Linked DNA regions of Homo sapiens: region 2 is linked to region 1. The links are chromatin loops, found by intact Hi-C in ENCODE. Cell type or tissue: heart left ventricle. All regions are shown on one strand. Each heading gives the region's core, and the rest is flanking DNA. Links, peaks and the distances in the headings are about the cores only.

What was found. Peaks named below come from ENCODE experiments on the same cell type or tissue, not always from the same donor. Only the 100,000 strongest peaks of a DNase experiment are listed, where the experiment ranks them.
Region 2: a loop joins it to region 1, with 2.4 times the contacts of the local background. A loop is called at or near these places in 3 of 110 quality-filtered maps.

Annotation. Positions count from the first base shown.
Region 1 is chr4:165,869,174-165,877,698 of GRCh38, reverse strand. TLL1 (tolloid like 1) reads right to left here and starts at 4,462. Exons shown (of 21, transcript NM_012464.5): 1 at 3,626-4,462. The coding sequence starts at 3,794. In heart left ventricle, for the core only: no CTCF peak of the experiment used is centred there; DNase peaks (open chromatin) are centred at 2,806 and 4,218; H3K4me3 peaks cover 3,054 bases; H3K27ac peaks cover 591 bases.
Region 2 is chr4:165,551,052-165,559,576 of GRCh38, reverse strand. It overlaps the pseudogene NOL8P1. Among named protein-coding and RNA genes, the nearest start is that of LINC01179, 130 kb to the left of the region's middle. In heart left ventricle, for the core only: no CTCF peak of the experiment used is centred there; no DNase peak of the experiment used is centred there.

The DNA of each region.
Region 1 (8,525 bases), core at 2,115-7,114:
GGAAGGGTATGTGTTAATACGCAGTTCATCAGGTATCTGCTTTTCCATGTAATCTGTACACATATTTGGCAGAAGACTAACTTACAAACTAAATTTGCCCAGGCTCCTCACAGATATTAATACTCAGATTCACATTTATTTCTATAGTACAACAATGAAACAGGACACCTCAGTCTCTGCTCTGGAATGAGCTCTTGCAGCATCAGCTTCCCAGTGTCCCTTGGGAGCCTCCTGACCTAGAGAGTAAGAGAAACCTGATTGTATATTCAGATGATTGTGTACTGCACTGATGAAAGACAGACAGATATTCATTTGAATTATCTGTATCTTTGTGTATATCTACTTATATAGAGAAATAAAGTACCTATATTTTGTCCTAATGGATTTGGCTATGTAAATATATCCGCAGCTGTGCTGCACTGACTCACCTACTATCACTTATACCTATAATGTCTTTCTGAATAAAAATCCTATCAAATTAACACAAGGATTCCTTCCTACCCTATAGTTTCATGAACTTGAAATCAGAATTCTGATAGGTAAACAAATTGTATTCTATTTCACAAATGTGTTGAGGATAGTGTAACTTTTAAAGTTGTAATTCAGAAACAAATCTCATTGGGTAACACACGTTTGATCTTGTTTAGAAAAAAGTTTGTAAATGGCAGTATCAACAGTCTATAGATATCGAGAAGGTATTGAGAACATATTAAATTCCTAACAGTAGTAATCCATTCCTGTGATAAACATTACAAACCAGTTATGGTCTCTGTCCTCAAGGATTTGAGTTTCAAAAATATGAAGCTATGATCTTCGCTTCACCTATATCAGATATGCAAGCAATCGCATCTCTAGTAGTCTGGACTCCTGGTAAACCTGGACTAATTTCTATTGTTATCATCTCAATGAAAGCCTCCAAAAGGCCAACTAAGAATGCAGTGTAATTGTCAAATACAGCCAGACTTGCAGCCAGGAAACTTGGAATTGAGTTCTGAATAATCTTAATGAAGACATGTAACCTCACTGGGCCTCTGCTTTCCTATCTGTAAAATGGGAAGAGTAACAAACTCTACCATATTGAGCTGTTGTGAACACCAACACTCAAAAGTGCTTTAAAACCACGAAGCCATGATTGTCATTGTGATATCAAGCCTCTGTGTACTTTGAGGAATATGAAGACCCTATTAGAGGAGCTCAGAAAGGGCCTTTTATTTCATGGGCCATGCCCTCCAATCTGTTATTTGGAAAGGGCAGATCAAAGATGCCCCAAGTGTCTGGAAAGTACCTTCTCTTTTGCTTTTGCATGGCTTTCTTTCACAGACCCGTCCCCATCTTCCTTATTTCAGTGATTTTTTTTTTTGACTCTTGCTTGGGATTTCAATGTAGTATTTCATTTTTTTTCTGTTATTGGAACTTTGATTTGACTTTCCCAGTGGTAAAAAGGAGGCACTAAAATTTTGCCTGTATTGAGCCAAGATGGTAAATTGAAGCCTAAATTCAAAAGCAGGGTAGATAATTTTAAAAGGGATTCACATTCTGTGCATACTTCTTAGCCCTCCACTTAGGCCATTCTTATTTCCCTCTCATTACACACACACATGCATGCGTGTGAACACACACACAGGTGTGCACTGGTATGCCTCTTCTCAAAAACAGAGAAGAAATAAGATTAGGGTAATAATCCATTCAACGTTGGTTTTATTGTTGCTTTATTTTCAACAGCTATATTCAAAAATAAACCAGCATCAAAGGGGAAACAAAAAGTAAATGCTATTAAAGTTTTTTTTTTTCCTTGCCTAGATGTTTATTTGCTGAGGAAACTAAACACTAATGTCTGAGGTGTGTTTCAATACACATGGTGCAAATACTTATCTGCTTGAATCTTTCACAGAACAGGGTATCAAAGTAGATGTTTTCCTAGACAATCTTTTGAAATAATGTACTTCATCTCTACCTTACCACAAACAAGAAAACGCACAATTTTCAGCAAGTTACAACATTATTCAAAAGAAATTTCTTAGCAAAAAGTACATTTAAGGAGTTGCAGAGAACAGATTCTGAATGCCCAGCCACTAGTCACCCACCACAGCAATCAGCATCTCCTTGTCCAAACCATCCGGGGTGGCCCAAGAAACTTTCAGTGGGAAAATAGATACAGTTATTAAAAGTGACAGCAGGGAATTCATCAGCAAAACTGAATTAAATCAGAATTCTGAGTTCCAGCCTAACAGGCTCCTGCTAAGCTACTCTGGCTTTTAAATAAGTACCTGCATTTAAGGATGCACCGAGAAAGATGTGATAATGTGAACACAACACACATACCCTTTTTGTCAGAACAATGGGTCATCAAAGGTAAAAATTAACTAGGGAATTTCCAGCATTTTTCTTCATTGTGTACACCTCTCCTTCCTCCAGGCCCAAGAGAGGGTGAATAATGCTTATCTAGTTATGGAAGGGAAGAAAAGCTAGTCACAGAGCAACCCCGCACGGAATCTGCAGAACCCTAGATATATTTGACTTTGTCCACTCCCTTCCTCTGCGCTTCGCTAAAGCCCACACCTCTTGGGATGGAACCTAACGTGCCTTCCGCTTACAAACCGCTCTGCTAGGTTAGCCCCAACCACCATGCAACCTTTACGAAGTTACTTGTGCGTCCACACTGAGCGCGGATCACCTCAGCCACAGCCCAATAGAGCAAGGAACCAGGAGCTCCCGAAGCCCGGACACGAGCCGCGGCCAGTGCTGGGCGCCCTCAGGCGCTGCGCTCACGTGGTAGCGGCCCCGGGCACGTGCGCCTCCGACCTTAGGCGGCGAGAGGGAAGCGCCGCCCCGCGCGCGCGAGAGGCTGGCAGCGGCGCCAGAGGCGTAGAAGGGAGGGGAAGGACCTGGGACATTCAGGGACCCTGCGAGGCAAGAAGCTGAGCTTCAGGCAGTGCCGGTCCGACTGCATTTCCCTGGGGTGTTAGCTGGAAGGAAGACACAAATTTGAATGGGGTAGCAACTTAAAAACATTTTTCTTTTCAGTTTATTTTAAATGGGCAAATGCATCAGAATCCCATCTAGAAGTGAGTTCTTCCGAGATTGTCACAATCCCTTTCTAGCCTGGAACCCACACTTGAAATTCCTGGTAAAAGAGGGAGCCAAGGTGTCTCCAGGTAGCAATGCCATCCTCCTGTATCTTTTGGGGAACCCTGCCAACTCGCTCTCGAACAAGCGCTGGGAAACCGCGCCCTGGGGGAGAGGGGAAAGAAGACGGTGTCCCTTCCATATGCATAAAGCCCGCTGAGTGTTGGAATTTAAAACCTACAGCAGCAAGCTATATTTACGACTTGTTTCGTTTTGCTGGGGGAGGGGAGAGGGATCAGAAACTCTAGGACCTTATTCCCAAACTGGGAGATGGGAGCTTGGCAGTGGATCCCACTGGCACAGAACTCTAGTCAACTGGGGCCGCAGCGGCTGCCACTTGCGGGTGGGGAAGGGAAGGAAAAGGAGGGGGAGAGAAGGAGGGGCGGCGGAGGGGCTGACGCGGGAGGGAAGGAAACAGGTGAGCTCCCACCGCCACCCATGGGAAACCCAGCGCAGCGGCCCCCGGCGCGCCACCGTCCCAACCTGGAGAGCCACTTACCGGCTTTACACGGGTCCTTGTAATCTATAGTCTCTGTTTTATCCTCTTCGTTCCCATCAAAAGTGTAATCATAATCGAGGCCAGCGCAGACCCATAGCTCCCCGTAGAAAACAATCCCCGAGGCCACCAGCCACACGAGCATCCTCGGGGAAAGCGTTCCCAACCCCATCCTCCTCCCCCGGAGGAAAAGGAGGGGACGGGACCCAGAGGTTAGGCAGCCGCGGTCCGCGCTGATGTGCGGGGCTAGGGGCACCGGTGCTCTTCTCCCCACCCGGAGGCTCCTCGGCGGGACCGGGGTGCTCAGGTGTCCGGAAACATGTGGATGCCGCCGGGACAGTAGAGAGGGCAAGCACTGCCTGTTACCCCCAGTCGCAGGGAGAAGTTGGCTAGGGGCCCACGGGTGGGCGGAGGGCAGGTAAGGAACTCTGCACTCGGAGGCGGGGAGGGCGCAGGCAAACTCGGCTCTGGCGGCGCTGGCGCTCGCAGCCTGCCAGGTCGTCCTTCTGGCTGCCGAACTTCCCGCGGCCGCGGCTCGGCGAGCGGCGCCCCGCGGGCTCAGCTGCCACCAGAGCTCGGACTCCCGCGCCGCGTCCCCGCTGCTGCCAGGACTCCGCGGCCGAGCGCGAGCCGCCGCCGCCTGAGCCCAAAGCCGCCGCCGCAGCTCCGAGAAGATGAATCCGGTCTGCACATCAGCACATCTGAATTGAAAGGGGAGACCGAGGAAGGGGGTGGGGGCCAGGCATTTCTACGCCGCGAGACCTTAAAAGCCTGCAGAAGCCAGCAAAGCAACTGACTGCAAGAGAGCAAAAGTGTGAGGATTTGGGGATGCACTGTTTGCCTTCCCCCCGCCAGCCTGTCTTTTTACCCTCTTCCTAACTTGAAAAAAAAAAATATTCGCACCATCTAACCCAATCACTTGCATCCTGCTTACTTATTCATACAATCAGGGTCAGGATCCGGACCACAGCCTCCTCTCTTGACTTCTTTTGATAGCCTTAGACAAACAAACAGACAGGAGCGCGCTGACAATTCCATTTATATTTTACCAAAGATAAAAATGAATATATTATGTATCTGTGTACGCAAACAGCAATTAATAGATGATGTACGTGTCAGTTGAGAGTGCCAGACCGGGGGTGGAGCGAAGGATCGTGATAACTTAGCTGCAAATCCATATTTCCCCTCCCCCCAAATAAACAGCGAGTGTGTATTTCTTTCCTTTGCTGCTGTTTAACCTTAGAGCAGCGCAGGAATGGAGGAAAAGTGTGCGAGTCTTCACGATTTTGGTAAGAAAATAAACAGACTACTGTTGGTCTCCTAACCAACAAAGTTTTGCTAAGAACTAAGATCCTCAGAACTGCAATTAAAAAAAAAATCCAAAATCGAGTTACAGATTGCAGCAGCAGGAAACGCTGAGACCTTGCCGATGGGCTGGCGCTATGGCTCACGTGGGCGCAGGAAGGGAAGCTGGATGGAATACTCGGGAAGCAAATTTTCTGTGACAGTTCTGGCGCCCATGAGCAGAGTTGCTCAGTATCCTTCGGCTTCAGTAATGTTTTACTTCTTCAGAGGAGAGGGTGTAAAACCTGGCAGGAGGGTCAGCGAGGTAAACCACATGTCAGCCGAGCAGACTCAAGACAAACACAGGTTGTGGGAAATTGGGGAGGAAAAAAATCAGAGGAAATCTCTGTAAAACCCCTGTTGTGAGCAATTCCGAGGTTTCCCCACATCTGCAAGTAGTTTCCAAAATAGGTGAGATGACTTCTCCCCCAACAAGCTTCCAAGGGACTGGTGATTGGGAGCTTTCCTTTTCCAACTAAATCTTTAAAACTGTCACTTTAGCAAGGACTTGTAAAAAAAAAAAAAGCCTTACATATTATTTGACTAGTGTTCCCCCTATCCAAGTTATCATCTAGAGGAATGTATGAAGGTAAACACACACACACACACACACACACACACACACACACACACACAACTTTGACAGATAAAGTCATCTTTGGTTTGGAGATTTTACTAGGTTTTATTCATGTTTGTTAGAGAAAAGTAAGAAGCCAATCTTGAAAAAGTACCAAGTATTTTCAACTTAAACTAAAAGTATAGGAAGGCTAGGTGGAACTGAACTGACCAAGTGTTCTTTGCAAAACTGGGTCTTTCTCAGAGGCCACTGCAATGATGGAGCTTCCCTTCCATAGATCTTAAGCTTTTAATGCCCAGGATACAGAGCAGAAGTAGATTTTTAAAAAGAACATGTTCAATAAGCAGGTAGAGGCGTTTGATTTTGAAATCTCTTGCTGAGTCATTCTCAAATTCTCTTACCCATCCAAAAAAAAAAAAGTTTGCATAATTAATAATAGTGTTGCCCTAGTGCAGAGCTCAACAAGAATATGTCCTGCTTAGCCCATCTGAAAGCCTAGAGAATGCATATGTCATCTAGAGGATTCCTGCTCTTGAGCTGCTGACAGTGTTCCCATTCCCTATCCCAAACCTTAAAAATGTCCCTTGTTAATCTAAATGCCTGCAAACATCTCCTTAGACTATTTTATCATGTGTAAATTTGCAAGAAGTTTTACCTGTGGTTTGCCTAAACATCACTTACTTTGCAGGAATAAATATGTTTTATTCATTTGTTCTGGGAAAAAAAGTACTGTATAGGGATAATAGCTTCATTATGTATAATGACACCTATTACTTTTAACATGTGTTTCATTATTTGGTTTTATAATTTTATGAATTTGTAGTCCAGAGAGTTAGAATGATTTTCATAGTAGAACTTCAAGTCAAAATACAGGAATGTTTCTTTACAGCTAATATACTTGCAGAGAATACCTACATCACAATACCCAGGCTTAATCCCTGATTTATTTTTAAATATTAAATCTAACTCTAGGTTGTAATAAGAAACTTCATTTTTTTAAACTAATTTTGTCTCTATAGTTGTTATGATTACAAACTAAAAATAGATTTTTCCTTGTCCATGAAAGAAACATAAATTTGCAAGAATATGTATGTGAGCAAGGAGTTGATTGCTGTGTCATAGTATAGCTGCAGACACGCAGTACGTGAATTCAATCTCCTCAGAAAGACAAAAAGGAGAAATTGATTCCCTTAGTAAGACATGTGCTGATGTTGCCCTGGCTTCTAGCTGACAAGCTCTCTTGATCACCATTGCCACCTACAACAGGACCCCATCACTCTCAGCAATAATAGGGAATGAAGCCAACCAAGAGTGCTGCAAAAGGCAAGCTCTATGCCAATTAGTATATCACGTTGGAAATACCAATTAAAATAAATTTCCCTTGTAGAAAATATCAATTAGACATGTACTCTTTCTAATCTAGATTTGTGCAAAGCTAGATGTGATCTTTTTGTGTTATAAGACCAAGTAATACATGAATGAATATATTTCCCTTTTGTCCCTTGTGAAAAAAAATACCCAGGGGATAAAAGGAGCTTTCCTTCTGCAATGGATTCCGGATTATAATCTGAATAGGGGCCCCTAAACAGAATCTCTGGTTATTCTTTAATAGTTTACTGTACTAGTCTTTCTCTCTACCATGCCCTCACTGGCCCTCACTGTGGGGAACAGAGATGTCCTTTGTTTTTATGGCTTTTAGCTACTCCAGACCATTTAACTCTTATTTTCACCCCATTCTGATGTGACCCTCTACTGGATAGATACAGCTTTATTTCATGAGCTTTCTTTCAGTTCTACATGGCATCTCCTAATAGTAGAGTTCAGTGTCCCAAAGTGTGGTACTTAAATTGCTGAGAGTACATGAAGTGATTTTAGGTAATGTAGTAATAAACTACATATAGATGTGTATATGTATCAGAAAAAAATAGTTATTAAATTTGCCATTGCATATATAGTTCTTACAATCATGCTTAAGCTAAAAACCAAGGCACTTGCTTTGTGAAATTAAGCCAGTGATGAAGGTAGCAGGTGAAGGTTGACTAATGTTTGATAAACACTGATCTAGTTCAGCTCCCGTCCTCTGCTACACCACACTGCCTGTGGGTTCCTGCCATTTGCCTCCTCCATCACACCTGTCCCACAGTTGCTTCCTTCTCGTACCTGCTTATCAGTCATTTTCACTTCCAGTCCTTCAATACAAAAGGTCTGAGTCTGGACGGGGAAGCTGCATGTATTCATTGTTGGCACTTTGGATTTGTTTGCTGTTTTAGGCATCACTTGCTGTATCACTCTTCAGAATATCCACTGACTTGTGTATTAAAAAAACATATATAATTGCTTAATGACATCCAGAAATGATTGCATTCTTCCTTTGGGCAACAGCTTGGCCAAAGTGAAATGGGGGCAGTGGAATGGAATAAGAAGGAGGTCTTCTTATTTCCAACCTAATGGGACTCAAAGGCTTGAGTCCACTAGTAGGTTTCCAATTATGTAACCTCTGCTCCTTTACTGAATCCTCACTGTTGTACCCTGAACACCTAGTTAAGGAGGCACAAGAGTATAGAGCTTGGAAACAGTCCCTCAGTGCAATTTCCAGCTCTCTACTTCCTAGCTTGGTAACTTTGTACCTGCTTTTGTAACCTCAAGTGTCCTCAGTTTTCTCATTCATAAAACGCAGATAATTTTAGGGATAGTGATATTTCATAGAGTTGTTACAAAGAATAAGTTAATTAATATATGTGATATTTTTTATAGTTCCTCATATATAGAAACTATGTGTATACTAGTTCCTAGTACATAAGAACTTTTGGTAACTGTTATTATTATCATTTTAAGTGAGTTCTAAAAAGTCAAATTATTTCCAGTCCCTCTAACTACATTATTTGAAAAGAAGCTTCTCTTTCTTCACTTGACCTAAAGCAGAATAACTTACTCAAAGTGATGCTGGAGAGAAGCAATGAACAAATCGGTTAAGAGCACAGA
Region 2 (8,525 bases), core at 1,563-6,562, 320 kb after region 1:
AGCAAAAATTGGTTAGAAAATATAATTTTAATGATATAATTTACAACCACAAGAAAAAATATTAAGTACCGGAAAACAAACCTAACAAAGCACAGATATGCCCATTATAAAGAAAATTAGAAAATGTTGTTGAAAGATATTAAAGAAAACCTAAATATATAGGGAGCAATACAACATTTTTTAATAAGAAGATTCAATATTCGAATAAAGTAAATTTTACCTAAATTCATCTGTAGATTTCATGTGATTCTGATTAAAACCTCGAGAGAGTTTTCCAGGAAGTTAAGCAAGCTGATTCTAAAATTTATCTCAAATAGTAAAGGAACAGGAAAAGCCAAAACACTTGTTAAATAACAAGAAGGTAGGTGGACTTGCCCTGCTAGATATCAAGTTCTGTTATAAAACTGTAATAATTAAGATAGTTCAAGGATAGGCAAACAGCCCAGATTAAAGGAATATGGAAAGCAGAAACAGTCCCATAAAGAGAAATATACTTAATTTATGGAAGATCATGCACTTCCGATCAGTGTAGAGAGGATGGAACATTCAATAAAGGTTCTAGATTAATTGGTTATTACAGAGAAAAGAATAAAATTTAATCTATACTTCCCAACATGTACAGAAGTTAATTTATGGTAGATTAAAATCTTTTATTTGAAAGGTAAAACTATAAAACTTTTAGAAGGTAGTATAGAAAACTATCAGTAGGACCCTAGAGGAGTAAATGATTTCCTAAAGAAGACCAAACAAAGGCTAACTGTATTAGGATTCTCCAGAGAAACAGAAGCAATAGAATGTATGTATATATGGAAGATGATATAAGGAATTGCCTCACACAATTATGGAAACTGAAATATCCCAATATCTGCAATCTACATGCTGAAGTCTCAGAAGAGCTAATGGTGTAGTTTCAGTCCAAATTCCAGCAGGCTTAGAATTCAGAAAGAGCTCATGTTTCAGTTCAAGTCCAGGGAAGGAAAGAGCCAATGTCCCAGCTCAAGGCAGGCAGGCTGGAGGAGTTCTGTCTTATTCAAGGGAGGATCAGCGTTTTAGTTCAATTCAGGCTCTCAACTGACTGGATGAGGCCCATCCACATTAGGGAGGACAATTGTTTTGCTGAGCCTACCAATTCCAATGCTAACCTCATCCAGAAACACCCTCACAGACACACCCGGAATAATACTTGACCAAATGTCTGGGCACTTCATGACCCTCACGTTGACACATAAAATTAGCCATGAAACTTACCGTAAAGGAAACATTTGATAAGTTCAACCACATTGAAATTAAGAACTTCTGTTCATCCAAAGTTACCACTGACAATTTAAAAACAAGCCACAAAGGAGGAATGAACAACTGCAACATAAGTAACTGTCTTAGTCAGTGTGGGATGCTACAGTAGAATACCATACAGTGAGTGGCCTCACCCACAAACATTGATTTCCCACAGTTCCAGATGCTGAGATGCCCAAGAGCAAGGTGCCAGCAGATCCAGTCTCCAATGAGGGCCCCCATCTTGGTTTTCAGACAGGCACCTTATTCTTACTCTTGTATCTGCACATGATGAAGAGAATGTGTTCTAGCCTCTTTCTCTTCCTATAAAGACACTAATCCATGATGGAGGCTTGACTCTCATGGTCTTACCTACACCTAATCACCTCCCAACGGCCCCACTTCCTAACACCATCCCAGTGGCAGCTAGGGCTTCAGCACATAAATTTTCGGGAGACAAAAACATGCAGTTTGTAACAGTAAATCAGAAAGGATTAATATCTAGACTATGTAAACAGCTCCTATAAATCAACCTGACTTGTAATCAAAGAAATAAGATTAAAATAAAAAAGAGATCACATTTCACACCCAAAATGATATAGAAGTTAAGAAGAAATCACTTGGGCATATAGTAAGGGCATGGGAGTCCTTGGTAAGGCTTTTCTCTTTAATGAAAAGCAGCGTTAAATCATTTTCTAACAAAGAGCAGCCTGTAAAGTCGAGCTGCAGACATTGATAAGCAAGCTGGGAGCTTGCACAGGTAAATGCTGGCAGGAACTAGGGACTAGACATATTCAAGATGGCGGCTCCATCTTCCCTTCTCTTTGTAAGCCACCTGTACAGTAAAGAGCAGACAAAATGGCCTGATCCACTGGAAAGCCCATTTGCATAACAAGATTAGGATGAGGCAACCAGCCTTCCCCACGCTTCATGTAAACGTCATACCTGATGGAACCAATCTACATAAATCAGACACTGCCTTCAGCTTGCATATAAAATCTGCTGTGGTCTGCCACCTCCCCCATTTTTCCGACGTCTGTCTCTCTCTCTCTCTCCCTCTCTCTCTCTTTCTATTGCAAGGAGTTGCTCTCCTCTCTCCTTTCTTCTGTCTATTAAACTTTCCATTCCTTAACCCACCCACATGTGTCCATGTCCTAAATTCTTTCTCGGCACGAGACAGCAAACCCCAGGGTATATACACCAGACAAGGTAGCAGTTTCAAAAAGATTAGTAAGACAACATCAAGTGTTGGTGAGACTGTGAAGCAACTTTTCTACATACCAGTGGGGAGATAAATTGGTATAATTGCTTTAGAAAATTATTTGGCACTACCTAGTAAAGAGGAATGTGCATATGTGCCCTAGTAAAGAGGAATGTGCCCAGCAGGTCTACTCTTGGGCATATAACCTAAAATCTTAGAGTAACTCTCATCCTTGTGCAACAAGACCTGTACAAAAATATTCTTACCAGTAATATTTATAATAGCCAAATTCTGGAAACAGTCCAAATGCCCATCAGCATTAAAATGAATACATCAGTTATGGCATATACATATAGTGAAATACTATATGGCAGTGACAAACTATAGCCACATACATCACCATAATATGAGGCATGAGTCACTGAAGAATGTAATCATAATAGTAATAATAATGATAATAGTGAATATGTAAATTGCTTACTATTACCAAGCTCTTGGCTAAGTGCCATATATATAATTTAATCCCACAAGAATGATATGAGCTGTGTACAGTTACTGTTAGCGTTTTATGGATGAGGAAATTATGACTGAACAGAAGAAATAAATTTCCCAAGTTGATATAGCTTCCTACCAAGGTGATGAACTGGGATCTCAAGCCCAGAAAATTTGAATGCAGAGTCCACTGGGTGAAGTGAGGCATATTCAAAAATTGGCATAACCAAGCGCTGTATCTGGGAATACACAAATACATGTTCATTGTGATATGAAGAAAACTATGGGAATTATTTACAGAAAATTACTCCTCTGAGTGTAATTGAGGGGGAGGACAATTTGATAATTTTCAAATTACCAGAAGTATTTTATTTCTCAGACTGAGTGGTGGGCATATGGTTGTTCATTTTATTATAATTATTTAATCTTTACCTATGCACTGCATATATATATATATATATATGTGTGTGTGTGTGTGTATAGTGTGTGAACATACTTCATGCTGTTGTCGTATATGCTTTTCTCTTTATCACCTACTTTGCTCTCAGATTTAAGCAAGATTTGTCCTTAACATAAACGCGCAGTCTATAATAGTAACTAAGAAAGGATTAATAAAATATCTAGACTATGTAAACAATTCCTAAGAATCAACTTCACTTATAATCAAATAAATAAAATTACAATTAAAAATATCACATTTCACACCCACAAGATTGGTAAAACAACACCAAATGTTGGTAAGGGTATGCAGCAACTCTTCTACTCTTTGAAACTCAAAGCCAGGAGGAGACTTCTTTCTTATCACACCCCTTCCCTGTAGAAGTGATTTGGTGTGATCTTGTCCATAAATTAAGATAGGAAAAAACAAAACAAAATATGGAGGGAAGATTAATGAATACTTCTTTTTATTTTCTTTTATTTTTAATTGACAAATAATAATTGTATATACTTATAGGGTACAATGTGATGTTTTGGTACATGTATACATTGTTAAATGATTACACTCCATATGACCTCACATATTTATCATTTCTTTGTGATGAGAACGTTTAAAATCCTCTCTTTTCAAAACACATTATACAATGACAGAGGAAGGAAATATGAGTGAGGAGAAAAAAATTGATAAGGTAAGAGGAAAAGAGTAGAAGTGAAAGATAGAGCTGGAGATATAGTGACACAGGAGAGAGATCAAGGAAAAAAAGATTAGCCCGTGTTTTTCTGAGTACGCTGCATGGTTTATCTATGAAATGCTGAAAGGAATTCACTTTATGGCTCTGGACTCTTGGGTACGGTCCACCGTCATTGCCTGCTGGGAGAGGTCTAATATACATCCAACTATCCAGTGGGCCCAATAAACATTAAATGATTGATTTCTCCCTTAACTTTAGCCATCTCAGTCACTATTCATCAATAATTAAAGAATATATTCATTTGACATCAAATGCAAAAAGAAAATTCAAAGACATTAAGGGATGGGTTTAAACAGATGCATTTACATTGATATTAACTTAAGCAATATCAATCAATCTCACCCTGGAAGGGAGACAGGAATTAGTGTGCGACTAGAAAGCATTTATTTGAACATTTTACATCCTTAAAACTCTGTGCACTGAAAAAAGCTATTCCTTGGACATCAGCAAGTAAGCTTATAAATTATGACACTTCAGGCCCTGATTTATCACTGTATTGGGTATTTTTCAAGATAAAACAATAGAAACCAAAAATCTGCTAAAAATTCCAAACTTACAATAATCAAAGAAATACGGATATAATCAATGAGAGTTCAATACATCATATTCAAGCAGATTATTATAATATCTAATTTTGCAGAGGGTGAGAGGAAATGTGATTCTCACATCATAATGCTTCATAACTTGTATAAGAAGACTTAATGATGTGCCTATTTTTGACATAATAATTTCATATCCAAGAATTTGACCTAAGGAAATTATCATGAATATCTTGAAAGTTTTCACTACAGGAATGTTCATTTCAATGCTATTACAGAAGTGAATAGTGAAAAGTGATGTCCAACCACAAGGGATTACATGAGGGCACATTTATTGAATGAAATAAAACTATTTAAATGATAGTAAAACAAACAGAAAGTAACATCAAAAAAATTAAAATATGTTAAATGGAAAAGTAATTTTTAAAATTCATACATAAAACTCTACTGTTGGCTTGAAATAAAGGTTTCAAAGGAGCGACTGGGAAGGAAAAATGGACGTGAAACCTGCTGGCAAAGAAGAGTGAAAGCCTCCACAATTGCCTAAGTCCATCCTTGTCTAAATATCTCAAAATTAAAACCTAACTTCTTGTTCTGAATCATTTCTTCTGAAAGGTAAGCCATGTGGCTCTAAAAGGCATACTCTTCAGAGAGAAATGATTAAGAATATTAAAATGACCTTGGGTTATTGATAACAGAAAGAGAACAAATGTAATGAGAATGCATTTTGCATACTGTCCCATTAAGACTTTCTGTGCATGGCTGATGCAGGAAACTAAAATGATCAATGGTGTCAAATCCCACAGGAGAGCAAAATCTTGGGCCAGCCAGAGCTCTGTAATCACAGGTGATCGTTCATGAGAATGCCACTAGCCCATCTCCTCAAGTGATGTATTAGCCCTGGGTGATTGATTTAGAGCTTTGCAAGGGCAATTCTAAACACTTACACATTTTTATTTAAAGGAAAGTTTCTTTCACATACTTCCTAATGGAAGTTTACATATTCTTTTCCATGGAAAACAGGGTTAGGGTAAATCCTAATGGTATTCAGGATTGTCTACCCCCTCACATAAGTTTAAAGAGAAAATGATGATGAAGTAAGAAGGCAAAGATTTTTACATCTGAAAGACAGAATAGTTGAAGAGGTATGTGTTAAAGAAGACATAAAAGTGATGAAGATCATGCTTTTGTTGACCATAAACACAGCCACCAAATCCCAAAATACTAAACATGAGCCAGAAAGGAGGTAGTTCTGGAACAACTTTATTAAACATATGGAACTCATTTTCCCCAATAAATTATGTGAGACAAAATTGGAATAGTCCAAGAAGGGGTTGGTCAGGGCTTTCTTGTCTATGGATTTAAAACAGAAAGAGAATAGTAATGTCCATCCATGAAGACCAACCCAGCAAAAATAGCCAAGCGCCTCCAAATACATGTTCTTGTGTCATTGACAGTCAACAAATAGATTCTGTGAAATGGCCTTTCTTGCATTTTTATCTGCATTGGCACCATGCCTGGTACATGGTGGATACTCAAAGCACATTTCTTCAATGACATTGAATACAATGTGCATATCCCAGCTCCCTTCAGACCATCATTAATCTTCAATCTGCTATGTCACTGCTCTTAGGAGAAGGAAAACTGGAAGTCAAAGACGCTTATGAGAATTATAATCCCCCAAATACTTCTCAAACTCAGTAAAAACATAAAAGTCAGATATTCTCCCTTTATAGAAACATTAAAATGATTAAGATAGAGTCACTAATGTATTCTTGAGTTTCTTAAGGACAGAATTTTCTTAATGTCAAGTTATTATATTAAAAGGAAGCACATAGCAGGGATTCAATTAATAAAATCACCTAATATTTGTATCCATAATTTTAATATAAAAACTCCATTTAGCAAAGAATCTTATAGCACCACACCTTCTCCTCTTTCATTCAACAATTGTTTAATAAAATAGTTCCTTACCGATCAGTTTTTTCAAAAGGTATATAACTACAAAGTTATGATTTGAGTTTTTTCTTATCTTTGGAGAAATAAAATTTAAGAGAAGATGATCCTCCCCACCACTACCCCACCCCCCAATTTTTTTCTCTCTACCATCTTGAGATGGTAGAGATGCCCCATGCAGGTAGTTGAAAATGCATGACTACCATGCCGAGACTGCCAAAATCTGTCTTTGAAAGGAGGCGGACAAAATGCTATAAAATGCACTGACATGATGGCTGTAACAGACGTGCATGTAAAAAGTCTCAAGGTATTTCTTTCCTACTTGTTCCAGGGATCTTTCAGTCCTTCTGCTGAGCCACAAGGAATGTACCATGTATTTACCGCATTTCTTCCCTGGCCTTCTGGAACCCGCTCTTGCAGCTGCAGGGAATAACAAGAACCAAGACCTTCACAAGGTCCCTTGCAGTCACTTCACATATTAATCAAAGAAGAGTCCCAAAAGAAAATATGTCCTAGAAATCTAAACTCACTGTCTCTACAACATCCTGATCACCTGCAAAGTAATAGGGTGAGTCTAAGTCTTCAGAACTAAGCTCCATACATAGGACAAAGCTAACAAATCAAAGCAGGGCTTTCATGTCATGAAATAATTACTAAGTGTAGAGGACAACAGGCATAAAAAGTGAAGGGAAAAATATTTTCCCTTGATTCCCATAGATACTATTTTTCTTATTTTGAAAAATTTCAAATCCACACAAAAATTAAAGAAATGTATAGTGAACATTGGTATACCCTTGCCTATACACACCAACTATTAATAATCTTCTTGCTCCTGCTTCATCTCTCTATATAGGTATTGCCATGGTCAGAATGTTAGTGTCCCCCCAGAATTCATATGTTGTAATCCTAACCCCAAGGATGATGATATTAGTAGTTAGGACTTTGGGGAGGTAGAATTCACATGAATGGAATTATTGCCCTTATAAAAAAAAAGTCTGAAAAAGACCCCTCACCTCTTTTACCACATGGGGACACAGTAAAAAGGCGGCATCTATGAACCAGAAAGTAGGTTCTCACCAGACACCAGATCTGCTGATGCCTTGACCTTGGACTGCCCACACTCTTGAACTGTGAGAAATAGATTTCTGTTGTTTATAAGCACTCCAGTCTATGGTATTTTGTTGTAACATCCCGAAAGAACTAAAACTGGAACCTACACACACTTCTTTCTGTCAAGCCATCCTAAAGTACGTTGGCAACAACATGACAGTTTATCCCTAAATATTTTAGCATATAGCTCTCACAAACAAGGACATTCTCTCACACAACCTAACGCCATTACCAGGCCTTTTGTTTATTGTTGTTGTAGTTGTTGTTGTTGTTGTTGTTTTGAGACGGAGTTTCACTCTTATTGCTCATGCTGGAGTGCAGTGGCACGATATTGGCTCACTGCAACCTCCGCCTCCTAGGTTCAAGCAATTCTCCTGCCTCAGCCTCCTGAGTAGCTGGGATTACAGGTGCCCACCACCACGTCTGGCTAATTTTTGTATTTTTAGTAGAAACGGGGCTTCGCCATGTTGGCCAGGCTGCTCTCGAGCTCCTGACCTCAGGTGATCCACCCGCCTCAGCCTCCAAAAGTGCTGGGATTACAGGCGTGAGCCACCACGCCCGGCCTACCAGGCCTTTTAAAAAGTGAATTCAGGGGCTGCAGCAGTGCTGGCTTTAGGTGATGACATGGTGAGGAGTGGGTTTGGGGCATGAGAATCACAAGGCCGTTTCCAAGCCTCTCTCTTTACTTCTCTGGGTCTTCTCAGAGAAGGAAGGCTGAGAAAATTACTTTTCCCACTAAAACACACCACCAGCTTTCATGAAAGT